Linked DNA regions of Homo sapiens: region 2 is linked to region 1. Evidence: read pairs that join two places in POLR2A ChIA-PET (ENCODE). Cell type or tissue: MCF 10A. All regions are shown on one strand. Each heading gives the region's core, and the rest is flanking DNA. Links, peaks and the distances in the headings are about the cores only.

Region 1 (8,472 bases), core at 1,718-5,717:
TAAATTGTTTTGGGGGACATAAGGGCATGATGCTTGAAATAACACCTAATAGAAATTCTTTTTATTTTGAACTATTCACCACAGTGTTGATATACATGGGTAAACAATTCCTATTTTAAGCTGTCCTCAAAACTTTAATTTTAATCTAGTTATTTAAAACTTTAAGCTAATCCTATTTAAAATGCCAATATAGCCATAGGATAAATCCCTCCTGATAATTTATGTCTATTTTCTTTCTCCACTCACTAGAATGTCAGCCTATGATATTTTGTTCAGTACCCAAAACAGTGCCTAGAAAGAGTAGTTTCACAATAGTCATTGAGTGAATGGTATTTTTATTATAACACACATTCTCTTACCACTTCCTCTTTCACACTTTTTCTCTTTCTTCCTCCCATTCCTCTACATTCCTTACATTACTTTTCTTGTGTTTGATTTTCAATCTTCTATTAAGTTCCAGATTTTTCAGTCATGTCAACAAGAAACATGTTTCTAAGCAAGAGGTGTTTTTTACTTAAAACCAAAAAATTGAAACATGAGGAACTTTTCTATAATCTGTGTGTATCCAATGCCAAACAATCAGTTGATTTCATGGAAAGTGAACTGGTTATGTGGCATGACGCAGAACAAATTCTACTCCAACATAAGCACACATATGCACACATACCTACCCCCTTCCAGCTGCTTGTTTTTTTTTTATGTTTTTAACAAAGTGTGTTGATATTGTATAAATATTGATTCATTTTATCAAGATGGGGAATTTAGTTTCCTATCTAAAGATAAATTTGGGGCTCCACAGCCTATATGCAATTAAGCCTTCTTTCAATAAGACATTAGCATTAGTGCTTTAATATGAAATATATATATAGAAATAATAGCTTCTAAAGCTCTTACTAACATCTAACTTCAAATAATAATAGGTACTAGCCCTTGAGGACATATTAGGTCCCTAGGCACTAGACACTTATAACACTTGAACTGCTGAAAGGGCATTTAAGCAGTTGGCATAAACTGATATGAGAGCTGCTTAACTTGCAGAGTATCTAGTGGAAGGCTGAAGTCTGCTAAATTGGATATCAGAAATCCAGAGAGCCAGGAATCCTATTTTAGTCCTGGTTCACACAGTGACAAGCTACATAGCCCTAGGCAATTGGCACATTTCTTCACCAATGGCAGATATTATGCCCATTGATCTCAAATGTGTGGTGAGAATTAATATTTTGGAAATATCTTGAAACTTAGATACATGCAGCATTTTTTGCTGCAAAACATTTTCTCATATATTTATCAATTTATCATAGGATTTTTGGTTAGGTCTTTAAAGAGTCCTCCTCTTTTTGTATTTCTCTCTTCTACATTGCTCTTTTGTGTTGCTGATTTACAAAGAAACTATTTTTCCTTTTATTTCCAACAACTTTTATGTACTGATAGACCTGTTAACTCTATTTCTTGGTTTTTTGGGGGTTTTTTGTTTTGTTTTGTTTTGTTTGTTTTGTTTTGTTTTGTCTGTCAATAAAATTCCTGAATGACATTCTAAATGAACTGCAGAAGCAACTCATCAGCATATCTTAATTCTAGTTCATCACAGTTACTTTTTGCCTTTCCAAAAGGCTTTGAAATGTTTACCTGTTAACACAGAGGGTGACAGAGAGTGCTTAGTCAGTGGATGAGCATTTTTCCATTTATAATGAAGAGATATTTGGTGAAGGACAATATCCATCAGCTCTTACACAACGAAAGGTCTTTGAAGATGGGGGTCACTGGGCTCATCTCTGTGTACCAATTGAAACAGCACAGACTTTTACTCTAGAAGATTCTTAAATGTTTGAATTCAGTCGATGTAAATAAGTACACACAATTTGATTTGGTTTCTCTTATTATTCATTAAAAGTTTACAAATACGATTTTGAGACTTTTGAAAATCCTAGCACGGATTTTGAATTATTCTATTTGTATAGATAATGTTGAGGTTTGCTCTACCACTGGAACTGATTTCTAGCTCTTCCTGACTTTTAAAGAAGTATATCCCTTGATAATTCTGTATTCTCCTCTTTGGGCATCGTTTTGGAAATAAGACTATTCCTGTGCTCCATGATTTTCTCAGAAAAACAAGTAGGTCTCCTGTACATGGATTTAGTAAAATGACAGCTACACTCTAGAGGGAGTTAATGCTGATTTGGGAATTCAAAGACAAAAATCAGAATTAGAGTTAGCAGAAATGTCGCATTTCTCATACAATGCTGAATTTAGATTAAATTCAGTCCAAGAAATTACTGTTGAAGGTTCTTATGGACGCTTTAATTTTGTTCTAAGTCAAATCGCTCACTCATGAGGATAAACTCCATTAGACTGTCTGGTCAATATAAAGTGCTCAAGAATTAAAATATATAATCTGTTTACCAAAATGTGTTTTTCTGCAAACTAGCCATGCCAATATCTTAAAAATCAGTTGGTTATCATTTTTCTAGGCTTAAAAGAATGTTTTAAAACATTAATTTTTAACCTCTATTTAAAAATGTTTGGCATAGCTGCCTTGTAGACATGATCTACTTTTAAAAATATTAGTAAATAGTATAATTGTCTTAAACATTTTTTTAAAAATCCTCAAATTATGTTAAATTTGATTGTCTGTCCCCAACTCTGATTTGAGCAAAACTGTCCTATAAGAACTTCTGGATCATGCAGTTAGAATCCACTAAATTAATACCTTTAGAGACCTAAGGCTCATTTACATGCATTTATACTTTTCCATTACTAGCTTATAACCAGGTAAACTTCATTTTTCCTTATTCTGTCTTTATTCCTGAGGCCACAAATCCTGCTATATCAAACTACTCCCAGGTCCACAGAAGTGCTAGCTTCTTTCTCAGCAGTGAACAGTCATATGGCTCTTTCATTTACTTGGAATGCTCACTATGCTTTTTTCACACTTAATTCCTTTTGGTCTTTCAGGACATACAGCATAACCCCCTCAGAGAATCCTTTCTGACTCACCTGGTCTGGATAAGTTGCTCGTCTTATTTCAGTGCTTAACACTTAGAACCCTGTACTCTAGTGACTTATTTTCATATCTCGTTGAGGACAGGCACTGTGACATTTATCTCATCTTTTATGGCATGTAGTGATTAATCAGTAAATGTTTGCTGAATGCCTACCTGAATGAATAAATATCTGCATTTTGAGGCTTCCCTTGACATTCATTTTATTCAGAATTGACATTATTACCATGAATGGAAGAAATAGTGTCGGTGATTCACACCTTTTCACAGCTGGGGAAGTCACTGGGAACATGGACAAATAGTTACTGTGGATTTCTGTCCCTTGTCCATTTAATGTTAGCCACTTATGTCATGTGACCATAACAATGCTTATTTCACAAACAAGAATTGAATCCCTGCTATTAGCCTGGCACTAAGGAAACAAGCATAAAGATGTCTTTGTTTTCAAGGAGTTTAGAACTGAGTTGAAATGAACATTAAAACAATCAGCATTCCAATGAAAGTGTGTTCAATGAGGATATGTAATGAAAGAAAGAAGAGAGCATTACTGTCTACCTTTGGGAGAACAGAAAAAACTTCACCCAGAGGGTCACATCCATGATGGGTTTTCCAAGTGGACAGAAGTGGTACTTCCAGGCAAAGAAAACAGGATGGACATAAGTGTGAAAGAGTGAAATTGCTGTAACACTCATGGCTTGACTGAGATTTAACTATTTTTCTTCTAGCTCAGGAAAATACCTTGTGAAGTTGGAATAATAATTTTCTTCTTACAGCAGTGTTTTTCCATGGGACTGTAATGTATTAAAAGGGTAAGCTGGATTACCAAAGATTTAATAATTTAATATCATGGCTTGGAAATCTGTCTCCACTTCATTCAAAGGCAAAATCTCTTTGTGATGAGAAACTATTCTCCTAATTCATTGAAGCCTCCCATTTGCCTCTGATGAAGGAGCTAGTGCTAATGTCAAATCCATGAGTCAGGTGTAGTTGCTATGAGTCACTGAAAGGAATGACACTAGTCCTCAACCATCTGTTTTCAGTTGTGCTGACAGCAAGGTCTGGATGAGGTAAGTTGCAGCTACTAGGTCCTGCATCTGCGACTTCCACACCTATCCCTAACCTATTCTATGCCAAAACTTGAAGTGGATGATGTCTAGGCAGAGGGACTTGCTATATATTCTTGATATGCCACTGGTAAAATGGTGGCTTTGTACAAAATTTCATGTTTAAAAAGTGGCAAACAATAAAGCAAGGTACCTTGACATAGCAAGAAGTGAAATAATACTGTAAGTGCTCAGTGGCCTCAATAAATAATTTCTGAGATCCAGTATCTATCCAAGAGATCCACTGTCATTGGTCCATCAGTCCATAGAAAGCACCTGAAATATCATAAGTATTACATAAATTTTTGTTGAATTAACATATAAGGTCACTGGGATAGGAGAAATATGAAGGCAAAATTAGCTCAATATGAAGTCTTTGCTTAATAAGTAGTAACTCAGTTGCCGCCTCAAAGAAGTAGGGAAACAGAAGGAGGCAGTACACAAGTGATTCAATATCTTCACAAGTGCTTTGTGATTCATGCTGCAGTAATGAGACTCCCTTATCAGGAATCATTGAGCTCCTTTGGGGGATGGGGACCAGCATAAGTGAGCTTTCCTCCACTGGGGATAAGTGTGCCCAACAGCACATTATAAAGGTATTCCAGCATCCTGTGTGCCTACTCTTTCTAGGTTTCTGAGACAACCAGGACAGATTTTACAGGCAAAACTTGATTCTTTGGTTGCCTCCAGTTATATGACAATCCCAAGCATCACCATGATAAAACATTCTCTTTCTGTTTTCTCTTTTCTTGGATCCTTGCTTCTTTTACTCTTAGGCCACAGTTGATCTGGCCAATCATAACTAGTACTGTATGAACTGGATAGATCAGAGTCACCATACTGAACTTGATTTGAAATAATGAACACATTTTCCTCTTGATTTATAAATTCTACAGGTTGTATTTGGGGAAGTGGCTATTAGAGATTAAATCTGAGACATTGGATTGCCATTTTTATCATTGCCTTTCTAGCCATAGACACATTAATTAGTGCAGTGACAAGGTGAATTTTGACAGGCTGCCCAAAATGGTCTACATTACTTTTGGTAGAAGAAGAGCAATGAGAGACAGGATACATTGAGTATTTCAGAACAAAGTGTTCCTTGATGATTTATTGGTCCCGAATTCTTCCACATATTCCTTTGGGTAGAAGAATTCAGGGATTTGAATTTGTGCAAAGAACAAGAATGAGATAGTTTAAAATTTTTTTAATAGGGTCTGTCCATGTCACCTGGCAAGTGGTTCATTCAGTCTGACATTTCAGATTTTTGCCCCTGCTGGATGTTTTCCCTGTCTTGCTCTTTTGCTTTCCATTTATTCAAATCCTCTCCAGTTACTAAGATATTATTGATTTCTCATGGCCTGGTATGAGTCTATGAAGCTCCCTCTGGTTATTCCAGTTTATGCTATTTTCTTTTTTAAGCAGATATTACATTTCTTGCTTATAGTATAATAGATAGCATTTCAGTTTTAGTATATTATTAATTGATTTATGTGTTTTACAGTCAGATTTAATATTTAATAAACACTGAATATACAAGTTTCATATTATCTAATAAGATCATATTAAATTCTAGACATTTAGTGTAATAAAATAAATTTTTAGAGAGCAACAAAAATAGTATCTTATATTTGTAAAATTATTTTCATACTCAAAACTTTTTCACATATATTATTTCATTTGGTTCTTAAGTAATCTTGTGATGTATGCAAATTGGATAATTTTATTTCTATGTAAAAATATACACAGAGCTTATGGTGATTGTATGAAGTGACAAAACTTCCAAAATTTGTATGTGGTAGAGCTGAGGTTAATTAACAGTTCTTCTGGCATATAATATTCAGGGAGAAATATACCTAGCCCCAATTTGTAGAGTGGATTACTGAGCCAATGTTATAATGTTACCATTAAACTTGACTTTTGTACATTTAAAAGGTCATTTTTTTAACCATAAAAAAATGGGTAAGAGTTTTATGTGGCTCTAAGAAGAAAATGTTTATAGGGGTCCTTGCTCAGTTTACTCAACTGAGAAAAACTTAAATGTTAATTTGAACATATCCCCAATTTGTCTAATTATCATTTTTTCCCAAGAAGCTAAGAAAGGAACTATATGTAATTGCCAGGTTAACATAGCACCAGATGTGTGTAATCTAACTGGCAAATTGTGGCAAGAGCTTTCCAAGTGCTACCCTTAAGGAAATATGCCTTATTAGCTATATAACACCCAAGATGCATTGTATATACAGTGCACACACTCAAGCATTTTTTATTATTATACTTTAAGTTCTGGGGTACATGTGCAGAACATGCAGATTTGTTATATAGATATACACGTGCCATGGTGGTTTGCTGCACCCATCAACCCATCATCTACATTGGGTATTTCTCTTAATGCTATCCCTCCCCTATCCCCCCACCCCCTGACAGGCCCTGGTGTGTGATGTTCCCCTCCCTGGGTCCCTGTGTTCTCATTGTTCAACTCCCACTTATGAGTGAGAACAGGCAAGCTTTTTTTTTAAGGGAGAAGAAAATGAAAAACAGAAGTCTAGGGTTTTTTTTTTTTTAACAAAGAGTGCATAAGGTGTGCCTGATACACCTACCAGTAAGAGTACCATCAGATGTTAAAATGTCAAATCTCTTACAGTATTCCTGAATTTTTCATGGCTCATTTTCATTGCAAAGCTGGATATTTTGATGCAGACACTATTAGTGAGGAGATTTGAAATTTTTTGTCAAAATGTAAAACCTTTAACAAAACTTGCCAAGTCATGTCAGCAATTGTTATTCTTGATTCTTCCCTTCTTCCTGAGTTTGCACAATTATATGCCTCTCAGAGTCGGGGAGAGACTAAGGGATACAGTGTGAGGAGGGTCAGACATGGTTTACAAAAATGAGGTAAAATGGAAGCAGGAGGGGAAGTTTGTGGAGAGAAAAGGGAGATGTGATATTCAGAGAGAGAATGAGGATAAAGACTTGGGTGGGAGTCGGGCACACTATTGCAGGCATTAGTCGCTTTATCTTTTAAAGTGTTTTCAAGGCAATTAAAATGTTTCTGGTGTTGAAATGTGATGATTTTCGTTAATAGCTGGGGGATACCATGTCTAACCAGCTGTGTGTCTTTGGACAAATCTTTGGACCTTCATTGGTCATTTCTTTATCTGGAAACTTAGGGATTTGATGCACCACCCTTGCATCTTCTGTTCTCTGAGTCTGCACTCTCTAACAAAGTGACAGCACATCCGCTTGCTTTTTTGGTAACCCAGGCTAAGTCAGCATGTGTTGGTATGTAAACTTTATGTTTCAGTCAAATCTCAAAATGACATAAGGCAATGTTTTACAATATAAGATTTAGCATTTATTAACTATACATTATCTCACCAGATAATGTATAAGGTCCTGTCTAACTATGAGGTAACATAGTTATAAAATTAATCCAGAGTTTCTATTCAAGGACATAACTTATTGGTCGTTCATACTCACTTAGCGAGGCTCACAGAGCACATGGAACATGGAGCACAGCCGTCCTTGTTCCTGCTAACTGTTTCTTCAACCCGGGGCAGAGCGTTAACAATCACCAGTAGCGGTGGAATAGAACTCGGCTTTGGCCTGAGACTCTCACCCCAGAGACCATCACAGCTAGTTATCTGCAGACTCGTGTTTCAATGTTTGTTTTGCTGCAGATGACCAAGGACAAAGGCCTTTGGCTCTAACCCTTAAAACCTACTTTAACACAGTTCCTCTTGGAACAAAGATTTTTATCTTTCTATCTTCCTTGTTTAAAAGGAGAAAAATCTGAACAGAAAATAAATGAGAAAGAAGAAGAAGATAGTCAAGTAGACCCCTCCTTGGGTTTTTTTGTTTGTTTGTTTTTCTTTTTCTCTTTGGAGAAATTTGACACAGGTGTGATGATATAGATTAATGTGTATGTGTTTCTGTAAGACATGCCTACTGTGCATTCCATACAAGGTGAAACTAAGTGTAATCTTTCATTTTAGTTACAATAAATTTTCCATGTTAGAATCGTGCATACTTATCTATAACCTAAATCATATGAGAAAAAAATCTTAAGCAAACAAAAACAAAGTTATAGCAATGTCATATCATATATCAATTTAGCAATTGTTAAAAAGTTCTTTTAAAAACTTTACTAGGTAATTTGCCTATAAAATAGTGGTCTTCAGATTAAAATGTCAGAATTAACCATGAGTATCTTTCTACATAGTGTTATCTACTCAGTGTTTGAGAGGTTCTGTCTTGGATTCCCCTAACAGTTGCATGTTTAAGACTATGGTGCACAAAAGTAAGATGATATCATCAATGCAGTCAGTATTTTGAAATCCAATTAAATGTTACATACAACAGAGATGAAG
Region 2 (8,472 bases), core at 2,481-6,480, 380 kb after region 1:
AACACCAATAACAGACGCAGAGCCAAATCATGAGTGAACTCCCATTCACAATTGCTTCAAAGAGAATAAAATACCTAGGAATCCAACTTACAAGGGATATGAAGGACCTCTTCAAGGAGAACTACAAACCACTGCTCAACGAAATAAAAGAGGACACAAACAAATGGAAGAACATTCCATGCTCATGGATAGGAAGAATCAATATTGTAAAAACGGCCATACTGCCCAAGGTAATTTATAGATTCAATGCCATCCCCATCAAGGTACCAACGACTTTCTTCACAGAATTGGAAACAACTACTTTAAAGTTCATATGGCACCAAAAAAGAGCCCGCATTGCCAAGACAATCCTAAGCCAAAAGAGCAAAGCTGGAGGCATCACGCTACCTGACTTCAAACTATACTACAAGGCTACAGTAACCAAAACAGCAGGGTACTGGTACCAAAACGGAGATATAGACCAATGGAACAGAACAGAGCCTTCAGAAATAATACCACACATCTACAACTATCTGATCTTTGACAAACCTGACAAAAACAAGAAATGGGGAAAGGATTTCCTATTTAATAAATGGTGCTGGGAAAAGTGGCTAGCCATATGTAGAAAGCTGAAACTGGATCCCTTCCTTACACCTTATACAAAAATTAATTCAAGATGGATTAAAGACTTAAATATTAGACCTAAAACCATAAAAACCCTAGAAGAAAACCTAGGCAATACCATTTAGGACATAGGCATGGGCAAAGACTTCATGTCTAAAACACCAAAAGCAATGGCAACAAAAGCCAAAATAGACAAATGGGATCTCATTAAACTAAAGAGCTTCTGCACAGCAAAAGAAACTACCATCAGAGTGAACAGGCAACCTACAGAATGGGAGAAAATTTTTGCAAGCTACCCATCTGACAAAGGGCTAATACCCAGAATCTACAAAGAACTCAAACAAATTTAGAAGAAAAAAACAACCCCATCAACAAGTGGGCGAAGGATATGAACAGACACTTCTCAAAAGAAGACATTTATGCAGCCAAAAGACACATGAAAAAATGCTCATCATCACTGGCCATCAGAGAAATGCAAATCAAAACCACAATGAGATACCATCTCACACCAGTTAGAATGGCAATCATTAAAAAGTCAGGAAACAACAGGTGCTGGAGAGGACGTGGAGAAATAGGAACACTTTTACACTGTTGGTGGGACTGTAAACTAGTTCAACCATTGTGGAAGACAGTGTGGCAATTTCTCAAGGATCTTGAACTAGAAATACCATTTGACCCACCAATCCCATTACTGGGTATATACCCAAAGGATTATAAATCATGCTGCTATAAAGACACATACACATGTATGTTTATTGTGGCAGTATTCACAGTAGCAAAGACTTGGAACCAACCCAAATGTCCATCAATGATAGACTGGATTAAGAAAATGTGGCACATATACACCATGGAATACTGTGCAGCCATAAGAAAGGATGAGTTCATGTCCTTTGTAGGGACATGGATGAAGCTGGAAACCATCATTCTCAGCAAACTGTTGCAAGAACAGAAAACCAAACACCACAGGTTCTCACTCATAGGTGGGAATTGAACAATGAGAACACTTGGACACAGGAAGGGGAACATCACACACCGGGACCTACCGTGGGGTGGGGGGAGCGGGGAGAGATAGCATTAGGAGATACACCTAATGTAAATGACAAGTTAATGGGTGCAGCACACCAACATGGCACATGTATACATATGTAACGAACCTGCACGTTGTGCACATGTACCCTAGAACTTAAAGTATAATAAAAAAAATTAAAAAGAAATTTCCTGGAACTAGCATGTCAGAATACCATTTTATGTCCAGCTTAAAGTTTAGTGTGAACCTTGAATTTTATTTCATTTCTATTTATATTCAGGTTTCTAAAGAACAAGTTTCCATGAACAAATGTGGCTTTCAACAGGTGAAATGATTTGAGTAATAGAAAAAAATTAGAATTTGAAAAATTTGAAGAATTTAAAAAGTTAACATATTTGAAGAATATGAAATACTAACATTAGGGAAGATTAGTTTGATACTTTTAATTTAGGAACTATTAGAGAAAGGGGAAAGACAACTAATATTTTAGGTGATTCTATTTAGATAAATGGCAAAATCCGCCTTGGAAAAGCTACATAATAAATATACAAGTCATTTGTAAACTATTCGGATCACTTAGGTGCTTTATGGTTAGTATTCATATTTTAAAATTAATGTACATTACAGCAAAATAACTGTTTTGTTTTAATATTTATATGCATTCTATATAAGGGATAACCTTTTGAATTGTAAAAAGTGAAACCTACAAAGTAAAACCTACACCTATTATACTATGATTTGCATGATGTAAGGCTATAAATGTATATTCCTTTTTCTGAACTATTCTTTCAAGGGTTGCAGTAGTACTGTCAGCTGCTGATTTTTCTTTTTGAACTTAAACACAGCTTTTGTCATTGTCATGGAAATGTTACCATGTTCTTTATTTTAAAATGTATTTATAAAAAATATGAATTACTTTTTAAATAGTAATAACTACTCTTACTAGTGATATATATTACTTTCAGTAGATGTATTATATATTACTCTTAGTAATATTATATATGTATACTTTAATAAACATGTAAAAAGCATGCAATGCTAAGCTCATTAGTAATATATTAGTAATGATACATAGCAAGCTTGTTCAACCCATGACCCGTGGGTCACATGCGTCCCAGGACGTTTTTCTAGCCCAACACAAATTCGAAAACTTCCTTGAAACATTATTAGATTTTTTTTGCAATTTTTTTTAAGCTCATCGGGTGTCATTAATGTTAGTGTATTTTATATGTGACCCAAGACAATTCTTTTTTTAGTGTGGACACCCCTGATATATAGTTGTACTTGATTGTTCCCAAGGGTTTTTACCACAGGAACAGAGGAAGGTCACATAATAGGTAATATAAGCTGATGATGAATTTTACTCATAATTTAATGGCCAGCTGTCTCAGAATTTAAGATTTATTTTGTTTGGTGTTGAACTCTATAGGTATAAAGTAAGCCTCCAATGTGGTAAGTGATGTCAGTACAGTGCATTCTTCAAACAGTAAAGTCAATCCTGATTTCTTGAGTGGTATGTTTGAAATACCAAATTCCTTATTGAAATGGACAGAATGAAGGACTTGGCTCACAGCAGGCAACAGGCAACATCTTGTACATTCTAATTTTTGCAAAGAAAGAACGAAGTTGGAGGACTCATACTACTTGATTCTGACGTACTAGGTAAACATAGAGTAATCAAAATAGTGTGGTATTGGCATGGGTTGGGCATATAGATCAGTGAAACAGAATAAGGAGCCCAGAAGTAGATCCACACATAAATGGTCAGTTGATTTTCAGCAGAAATGCCAAGGTAATTCAGTAGGGAAAGGATTTCGACATAAAGTGTTAGAATAACTGAGTATCTATACACAAAATACAGCAGGTCCTTGAATAATGGTTCATTCAACATTGTATTGTACTTACAACGTTCATGAGGAAAAAACCTGATTCCTGGCAGGGGCCATTGTGTGGAGTTTGCATCTTCTCCCGTGTCTGTGTGGGCTTTCTCCGTGTATTCTGGTTCCCTCCTAAATTTCAGAGATGTGCATGTTAAGTGAATTGGTGTGCCTAAATTGTCCCCACCTGAGTGAGTGAGGGGGTGTGGGGGTTATGTGAAAGTGTGCCCAGTGATGCAGGAGCATCCTGTCCAGGGATGGTTCACACCCTGTGCCCTGGGCTGCTGGAACTCTTCAGCCACCCTCTACCCTGAACTGGAATAAGTGGGTAAACAATACTCTAACTTGTTTTTTATTAACTTTTCTTAACTGTATGTATAGCTCACATTTATTTCAATGCTTGATATTAGAAATATTTTGGTCTTTATTTAGTAAATTTTGGTGATGTTGTGACCAGAAATATGACATAGGAACTTAAATCTTGTTTATGTCAATTAGCCTGTGGTTAAATTGGTTTCAGTATATGTCATTTCACATAAAGTTGCAGTTTCCAAGAACCTATCCACAACATTAAGCGAAGACTTACTGTATTGAACCTTGATTGTGACCTCACATCATCCATAGTTATGCATTGTATAATGACATTTTGATGAACAACAGTCCTCATATATAATGGTGGTTCCAGAAGATTATGATAGAGCTGAAAAATTCCTGTCACCTAATTGAGGTTGTAGTCATCGTAGCATCGTCAGACAGTGCATTACTCACATGTTTGTGGTGATGCTGGTGGAAACAAACTTGTGCTGCCAGCAAATATAATTATATGTAGTACATACTTGATAATAAACAACTGTGTTCCTGGTTTATGTATTTACTGTACTTTTTATTGTTATTTTAGAGTGTACTCCTTATTTTTTTAAAGTTAACTCTAAAACAGCCTCAGGCAGTTCTTTCAGGAGGTATTGCAGGAGAAGGCATTGTTATAGGAGATGACAGCTCTATGTGTATGTTATTGCTCATGAGGACCCTACAGTGGAACAGGATGTGGCGGTGGAAGACAGTAGTGATATATATGCTCCTGAGCCTGTGTGAGCCTAGGCTAATGTGTATGTTTGTGTCTTAGTTTTTACAAAAAAAGTTTAAAAAATTAAATAAAATAACTTTTAAAAATAAAAAAGCTTATAGACAAATACAAAGGAAAATATTTTTGTACAGCTATACACTGTGTTTGTGTTTTAAGCTCAGTGTTACTACAGAAGAATCAGAAAGTTAAAAAAAAATTTTAAGTTGACATAGTAAAAAAGTTACAGCCAGGCTCACACCTGTAATGCCAGCACTTTTAGGAGGTTAAGGGGGGAGGATTATTTGAGGCCAGAAGTTTGAGGCCAGCCTGGGCAATATAGCAAGACACCATCTCTACAAAAAATTTAAAAATTAGCGGGCATGGTGGCATATGCCTGTAGTCCCAGGTGCTTGGGAGGCTGAGGTGGGAGGACCACTTGAGCCCAGGAGTTCAAGATTGCAGTGAACTATGATCATACCACTGCACTCTGGTCTGAGTGACAAAGTCAGATCTTGTCTCTAAGCACAAAATAAAAGTTATAGTAAGCTAAAGTTAATTTATTATTGTGGAAGAAAAGTATTTTTGTATAAATTTAGTATAGCCTAAGTGTTTATAAAGCCTGCAGTAGTGCACAGATACATCCTACGCCTTCACTACTCACCCCTGACTCACCCAGACCAACTTCCAGTCCTGAAAGCTCCATTGTGGTAAGTGCCCAATACAAGTGTACCACTTTTTATCTTTTATATCATTTTTACTGTACCTTTCCTGTGTGTTTAGATACACAAATCACATTGTTTTACAGTTGCCTACAGTATTCTATATAATAACATACTGTGTGAGTTTGTAGCCTGGGAGCAATAGGCTATACCATATAACCTAAGTGTGTAGTAGGCTGTACCATCTAGCTTTGTGTAAATACGCTATGATGTTTGAAAAATGACAAAATCCCCGAATGACACATTTCTGAGGTCATATTCTTGTTGTTAAACATTAAGTGACACATGACCATACAAAAATTAATTCAAAATGGGTCATTGACCTAAATGTAGGAGCTAAAGCTATAACTTCTAGAATATAATGTAAGAGCAAAATTTTATGCCCTTGGATTAAGTAAAAATCTCTTAGGACAAAAGCAAGAAATAAAATAATTGGCAGGTGGAACTTAAAGTAAAAGACACTGTTGAGAAGATGAAAAGGCAAATCACAGAAAGGGAGAAAATAATTTGAAAACCTCTGTCTGATAAAAGACTTGTATCCAGAACATGCAAGTCTTAACATACAAGTCTTATATCTTAATAGACAAACCAATTTAAAATGGACAAAAGATTTGAATAGAGATGTTACTGATGAAGCTGTATGAATAACAGTGGTGCTTACACATCATTAGTCGTTAGAAAAATGCAAATTAAAACCACGATGAAATACAACTACATACTGACTAGAATGGTTAAAATAATTATAAAAAAACAGGATGAGGAAGGATGTGTAGCCGTTGAAACTCTCATACATTACCATTGAGAAGGCAAAATGGTATGGCCACTTGGGATAACAGTTTTGGGGTTTCTTACTATAAACATACACTTACTACCATGTGACTCAGTGTTACTGGTTAAATTACATCCTCCAAAATGGTATGTTTAAGTCCTAACCTCCAGTACCTCAGAATGTGACCTTTTTTTTTTTTTTTTTTTTTTTTTGGAAATAGGGTCATTGCAGTGGAACGAGGAAACATTTTTGGGGTGGTGGATATGCTCTATATCATGGTTGTAGTGATGTTACAGGACTATACATTTGTCAAAACTTAGCAGTGTTTATTTCAAAATGGTGAATAAATTTTATAAATAAATTTATACTTCAAAGCTGATTAAAAACATTTGAAAAATACAATAAATGGCTACATTGAAAATGTAATGAATATACTTTTAGTTCAAAAAGTGGGTGCAGACGAGCATTCTGGCTCCTGGAGCGGCTGGGAGGGCGACTTATAACTAGAATGCCTGTGGTCGAATGTAAAAACATTGTCTTAAGAGTGTACAGGGACTGGTGTGGTGGCTCACGCCTGTAATCCCAGCACTTTGGGATTTCGAGGTGGGCAGATTGCTTGAACTCAGGAGTTTGAGACCATCCTGAGCAACATGGCGAGACTCCCATCTCTACAAAAAAACAAGTGTACAAATGCTAATTTTGGCTATGATAAAATTTCTAATAGTGTCACTTGCAAAGTCGAAAAATTCATCTCAATAATTTTATAATGACAAAGACACTGATGTCTAGGAGTTAAATAAAATTTTCGTAAAATGTCATCCCGTGGTATCCTTGGGGGATTGGTTCTGGGACTTCCACAGATACCAAAATTCTCAAAATACTCAAGTTCCTTATATAAAATGGCATACTATTTGCATATAACCTATGTATATCTTCTGGTATACTTTGATTACTTATAATACCAAATACAATATAAATAATAGTTGTTAAACTGTATTGGCTTTTTATTTGTGTGATTTCTTATTAGTTTTTTTCTGCATATTTTCTGTTTGTGGTTGGTTGAATCTGTGTATGTAGAACCCATGGGTACAGAGGGCTGACTGTATTTATAATTTACCACATGGGGTGATTTTTAATATCTGTAGCTAATAATTATTTTAAGTGGCCATTTGACTGTTTCCTTGACATTCCTAAAAATTTATATACTTAAATTGGGGAGGAAAATATGTTTGCGTTCTTCTTAGTGGATAAATGGAAGATTGCGTTATAGTCATATATTCATAGAGCTTTCTGATATACCCAGTTAAGCAATTTTGATACATCCTTCTTCGTCCTTCCACGGGACATTGACCTGTCTCTAGTTCTGCACATGTTACACTGTATTGCATTTAGCCTTTTCATAACAATAAATTCAATTAGATGTCATTTATTTCTTTTATCCCTACTACAGTGCCTGGCTTATGATGTACATAAAATAAATATTAGTGGATAGGAAAATTTTTTTATAAAGAATCAATTTTTTGCCACAGTGCATTTTTTCATGGTTGACATTTATTCAAGAAGCATTTATTGAGCAACTCTTATGTGGAAAGCATTATACTGGCTGCTTTGAGATATATAAAAGAACTATAACATCTAAACATTTAATGTTAGAATGAAATGTAATTTCTATTTAGTATAAGGTATACTACAAATTATAGGATGAAGGTGGGTAATCACTAGAGGTTTCAGATGGATCATAGGTAAAAAATACTGGAAAAACAGTTTAGTCTGATGACAAAGGAAATCACTTTTTAGTAGCTATGGTATTCAAAATAATCATAGTTTAAAATGTCATTTAACAGTTTCTGGAATTTTTATAAAATCATTCTCCTTGCTGTCATATTGTTAGATCCAGAGAGTTAGACTGTGCAGTAAATGAGCTATTTTTTTACCTTAGAAAAGCAGAAGACTTGAATTTTCATAAGTAGACTCTTAGAGGTTCCTTCTGATGCTTCAGCACATTTCCTTTTCTCCAAAGAAATGCTTCAGGGCCGAGTGCAGTGGCTGACGCCTGTAATCCCAGCACTTTGGGAGACCCAGGCGGGCGAATCACGAGGTCAGGAGATCAAAACCATCCTGGCCAGCATGATGAAACCCAGTCTCTACCAAAAATAAAAAAATTAGACGGGTGTGGCAGCACGTGCCTGTAGTCCCAGCTACTTGGGTGGCTGAGGCAGGAGAATTGCTTGAACCCGGGAGGCAGAGGCTGCAGTGAGCCGAGATCATGCCACTAACGACAGAGCAAGACTCCGTCTCAAAAAAAAAAAAAAAAAAAGATAGATTTTTTTTTTCTTCATATAGAGTGTCAAATAGCGCTTGAACCAAAGCCCTTTACCTCTCCTCATAGGGGCATTGAACAGTAATAGAAGCTT

What was found. ChIA-PET counts read pairs that join two places held together with the same protein. Peaks named below come from ENCODE experiments on the same cell type or tissue, not always from the same donor. Only the 100,000 strongest peaks of a DNase experiment are listed, where the experiment ranks them.
Region 2: POLR2A ChIA-PET joins it to region 1 with 5 read pairs; 2 of 35 experiments call an interaction of 5 or more read pairs at or near these places.

The regions. Positions count from the first base shown.
Region 1 is chr2:180,652,647-180,661,118 of GRCh38, forward strand. No RefSeq gene overlaps it. Among named protein-coding and RNA genes, the nearest start is that of SCHLAP1, 35 kb to the right of the region's middle. RefSeq lists an enhancer at 3,620-4,819. In MCF 10A, for the core only: no CTCF peak of the experiment used is centred there; a DNase peak (open chromatin) is centred at 4,005.
Region 2 is chr2:181,032,879-181,041,350 of GRCh38, forward strand. The region is part of intron 3 of UBE2E3 (ubiquitin conjugating enzyme E2 E3); the gene reads left to right. Among named protein-coding and RNA genes, the nearest start is that of UBE2E3-DT, 56 kb to the left of the region's middle. In MCF 10A, for the core only: no CTCF peak of the experiment used is centred there; a DNase peak (open chromatin) is centred at 4,393.